Regions from separate parts of the Homo sapiens genome. Here region 1 is linked to region 2. Evidence: read pairs that join two places in POLR2A ChIA-PET (ENCODE). Cell type or tissue: OCI-LY7. All regions are shown on one strand.

What was found. Peaks named below come from ENCODE experiments on the same cell type or tissue, not always from the same donor. Only the 100,000 strongest peaks of a DNase experiment are listed, where the experiment ranks them.
Region 1: POLR2A ChIA-PET joins it to region 2 with 5 read pairs; 2 of 35 experiments call an interaction of 5 or more read pairs at or near these places.

Annotation. Positions count from the first base shown.
Region 1 is chr20:21,364,015-21,366,514 of GRCh38, forward strand. It overlaps XRN2 (5'-3' exoribonuclease 2), which reads left to right. Exons shown (of 30, transcript NM_012255.5): 25 at 1,407-1,475; 26 at 1,559-1,690. Among named protein-coding and RNA genes, the nearest start is that of NKX2-4, 32 kb to the right of the region's middle. In OCI-LY7, no CTCF peak of the experiment used is centred here; no DNase peak of the experiment used is centred here.
Region 2 is chr20:20,667,733-20,670,232 of GRCh38, forward strand. The region is part of intron 3 of RALGAPA2 (Ral GTPase activating protein catalytic subunit alpha 2); the gene reads right to left. Among named protein-coding and RNA genes, the nearest start is that of RALGAPA2, 44 kb to the right of the region's middle. In OCI-LY7, no CTCF peak of the experiment used is centred here; a DNase peak (open chromatin) is centred at 1,089.

The DNA.
Region 1 (2,500 bases), 700 kb after region 2:
TCTGCCTCTCAGGTTCACACCATTCTCCTGCCTCAGCCTCCCGAGTAGCTGGGACTACAGGCGCCCGCCACCACGCCCAGCTAATTTTTTGTATTTTTAGTAGAGATGGGGTTTCACTGTGTTAGCCAGGATGGTCTCGATCTCCTGACCTTGTGAGCCACTGCACCCAACCTTCTATTACTAAATTTTTAAAAATATTATCTGAGTTCTTCCTTTTTAGGAAGGACTAGTTTTTTTAACCAGTCCACTGTTATTCATACACTTGGGTTTTACAGTCTTTGAAACATTATGAATAATAGTGTTATAAGTATCCTTAAGTATAAATCTGGTGTATAACCAGAGTCCTGGAAGAAGCATTGCTATGTCAGAAGACAGACTTAGGTACTTACCAACCTTTGGGATAGGTAAACACACATACATACCACTACCACGGCTATCACTACCAGAAAAGAAGTTCGACCCAGCTTATACTCAAAGCCTGAGTGTATAGCTTTTAAAAATAGTTATACTGTCCAGGCGCGGTGGCTCATGTCTGTAATCCCATCACTTTGGGAAGCTGAGGTGGGTGGGTCTTATGAGTCCAGGAGTTCAAGGCCATCCTGGGCCATGTGGGGAAACCCCATCTCTACAAAAAATACAAAAATTAGCCGGGCATGGTGTTGTGTACCTGTAGTCTCAGCTATGAGAGAGGCTGAGGTGAGAGGATCTCTGAGCCTGGGAGGTTGAGACTGCAATGAGCTGTGAGTGTGCCACTGCACTCCAGCCTGGGCAACAGGGCGAGACCTGTCTCAAAAAAAAAAAAAAAAGCATATTTGTGTAGTTTTCAAATGGTGAAAATTATTTTATTACTTAAAAATAACACATTAGGAGAGAAGGGTACAAGGGTCCAACTGTGAAGTTTAATTTTTTTTGTTAAGTCCATCCCCCCCGCACCATAGATTTCTTAGCTATTTGTGTGCATTTTTTGATTTTGCAAATATTTCTATTGGTATATCCATCTTTTCTTTATTAAAATAAGAGCTAATCTGCCTCAAGATGCTTTGGGGTTTTTGCAGTGGACTGAACAAAATTAAAGGTTATTTTATTTTTATTTTTTGTTGTTGTAAACCTCTTCGACCTGTCTACAATATCATTTTGAAATTTGAGTTGGGGCAATGTCTGTTACTTCTCTGTCATCACCAATAGTCAGCTAGAACATAACTTTTCCCTCAGAGAAAGTTACATGAAGGTTATATGTACCAGGAATTAGAGACAGTTTGGTGAGGAAGACATTTAGCCATTTGTCAAACCCATTTATTAACTAAAATAATTTTTGGAGAGGACTTAAACATGAAAAATACCTCAGTCTACATGATAAGACAGGCTGATATAATCAGATCATTGAATTGTTTCTTGTTCTTTTCCAGTATTAATTTTAAAGACCCACAGTTTGCTGAAGATTACATTTTTAAAGCTGTAATGCTTCCAGGAGCAAGGTAACAACAGTAAATTACCTAGATTTATTTTGTACAAATGGTTTTCATCCCTATTACTAAGTGTTGTCTTTTTAAATGGTCAGAAAGCCAGCAGCAGTACTGAAACCTAGTGACTGGGAAAAATCCAGCAATGGACGGCAGTGGAAGCCTCAGCTTGGCTTTAACCGTGACCGGAGGCCTGTGCACCTGGATCAGGCAGCCTTCAGGACTTTGGGGTGAGTTGTCAGTTTTTAGCCCTTGTATATTTTGCTTTTTCTGAATCATCCCATAAAACAAGTCAGTATTTATGCCATATATATAAATTTATGCCATATATATAATATATGATTATATATTATATATATTATATATAATATATAATTACATATATAATATATAATTATATATAATATTATATAATATATAATTATATATATAATATATATAATATAATATATATATAAAATTATAAATTTATATATATATAATTACAGGAGTGAGCCACCGTGCCCGGCCGAAACCCAGTATTTTCATAAAGTTTATATATATAATATATATAAATATATATTATATTTATAGTTTATATAATATATATAAATATATATTATATTTATAGTTTATATATATAACATATATAAATATATATTATATTTATAGTTTATATATATAACATATATAAATATATATTTATAGTTTATATAATATATATAAATATATATTATATTTATAGTTTATATATATAATATAGTTTATATATATATATTATATATATAAACTTTATGAAAATACTGGGTTTGGGCCGGGCACGGTGGCTCGCTCCTGTAATCCCAGCACTTTGGGAGGCTGAGGCAGGCAGATCATGAGATCAGGAGATCAAGACCATCCTGGCTAACACAGTGAAACCCCGTCTCTACTAAACAAAATACAAAAAGTTATCTGGGCATGGTGGCAGGCGCCTGGCGCCTGTAGACCCAGCTAGTTGGCAGGCTGAGGCAGGGGAATGGCATGAACCTGGGAGGCGGAGCTTGCAGTGAGCTGAGATTGCG
Region 2 (2,500 bases):
GTTTTCTTTATCTTGAAGGGGAAACAGATGGAGAAAGGTTGAAGGTGTGGTGGGGAGATGAAGTCCTAAGGAATTTGGCTAGCCTTTATTTAACATTATTTTCATTTTAAAAAATGCATGAAAACAGTAGAATGACATTGTGCATGGCTTTTCAATTCTGTTTGCAGAGGGTCACTTTGGAGCCATGCTTCTCCAACCTGTGGAGGTAAATGCTCATTCCCCTCAGCCAAGGGCACTCTGGTAATAAGAAGAAGCCCAGAGAAACCATTTCAGTAAAATCCTAAACCTTAAGTCAAAGTCCCCTGCATTACAAGGATACAGATGTACAAGATACTAAGGATTTAACCATGTTTAACAATGAAAAGTGGTCTTTCAAACGATGAGATACGGCTCTACTGGAGGACTCTAGAGCCTCCCTGTCCAATACAGTAGCCACTAGCCACATGGATCACCTGAGGCCAGGAGTTTGAGACCAGCCTGACCAATATGGTAAAATCTCATCTCTACTAAGAATACAAAAATTAGCCAGGCATGGTGGCAGGTGCCTGTAGTCCCAGCTACTTGGGAGGCTGAGGCAGGAGAATTGCTTGAACCCATGAGGCGGAGGTTGCAGTGAACCAAGATAGTGCCACTGCACTCCAGCCTGAGCAACAGAGCGAGACTGTGTCTCAAAAAAAGAAAAGAAAAGAAAAGAAAAAAGTAACAAAGGATTGTTAAGTCACGGTTGTTGGCTTTGGAAGAATTTGCTTTTCTTGTTCATTTTATATGTCCTTGTCCCTCTTCCACTCAAAAATATGTACAAAAATGCACATAAAAAACATGGAGTTAGAGTTTTTACACTCTCATTAGGAAACTAAGGCATAGCCACATTAAGGGATAACTATGGATATCCAGCCACAGTCAAATGATAACACAAGGCAGGGCTATTATATGAGTCCAAAGGAAAGAATGAGCACTTCCAGCAGGAGTTGCCAGGAGAAATTGGTGGGTCTAAACAGGTCCTGAGAGAATGGGCCAGATGGGGAGAAGAGCTAAGGGCAGTCCCTGAAAAGAGAACTGAATAAACTAAGAGGCAGAAGTGAAACTATGCAAAGAGAGATAAAGGGGCAGTGTTAGCCCGACAGAGCACTTCCACAGAGTAACCACAAAATATGAAGAAGAGCTACACTGAGAGCCAGGGAGAGGACTGTGAGTGTTAGACCAGCCTGGGCCACACTTTACAGACTATAAAGAACTCATTCAGGTCTCTAGGAAGGCTAATGACAAGATAGAAACAGGGTTTAATATAGTGGGGTAATTTAAATAAAATTTAGAATAAAGAATCTGTTTATCTGTGATTTCAAATCCTGTGATATTTGAAGAACATCCAAATGAGTGGCACTCCAATGCCAGAACATGTTTACGTTTTGAAATTAAGCCTCTTGTGTCGATGTATTTTAATTGGAGTGTGGGAGGGTGAGGAAATATCAAATTCTATAAACTTTCTAAAACATACATGTATAACTCCAAACTATTCTATTTCTCTAGTAAAAGGGGATGGCATACAACATGGCAGAAAGCTTGAAACAGTATCTCTGAATTAACTATATTGTCTTATTCTCTGTATTCTTGATGTGCTGACATCTGGGGCCTCAATGACATAGGAAGGATGCCCCTCCAAGGGTTAGCAAATTCCCAAAGATAGTGGCTCAGAGCATGTTTCTGATATGCAAACCAACCAATCCCAAATCCGTAACCCCAACCACATCCTTTTATGGACTCTATCCCCCTCCCCTCAATCATCCAGGGGCCAGGTGCTGGACAACCAGGAGCTACCCCTACAGCCCTGTCAGCTGAAATTATTCAAACTATCCAGTCCTAAGCCTATGTAGTTTACTTACCTGGCCTTGCCCATTCCTTCCTGCAAAAAAACACAATAAAAGCTCCTGCCCTCAGTTCTGTCTCTGTCGCTCCCTTTCCTCTTTGCGTACTGATTTTGCCTTGGTGCTTCCCTGTTTGGCTCTGTGTGACATGTCTGTTTCTAGAGGCCTGTGAGCATAATTAAAACTTCTTCCTTCATAACAATCATTTTCATGTTTCTGTGCCTTACCACACCTGATTAAAACGAATCTCAGGTACCATTAAAATAACCTGTCAAGCTTGAATCCAGAAGGTTCTCAATGTGAATTATTTGATCTTGAGACCCATTCACCAAGTACCTTGTGTTTCTACACCAACTCTCCTTTCCCTTATGCAGGTAACTAATTCAAGAACCATCACCAAAATATCACTTCTGAAAAGAACCATTCAGGATTTTCTGTGATTCAGAAGGTCATTACTGGAGCTCTGACATGAATTCATTCTTACCAGTAGACTCTTCCGCTCACCACGAAATGGTAATTTATACTCCATGAGGACGGGAGGCTCTGGCTACCTTGCTCATTGTTGTATCTCCAGCACCTACGTGTGTCTGACACAGTGCATACCTAATAAATGTGTCTGATGAATAAATGAATTGTAA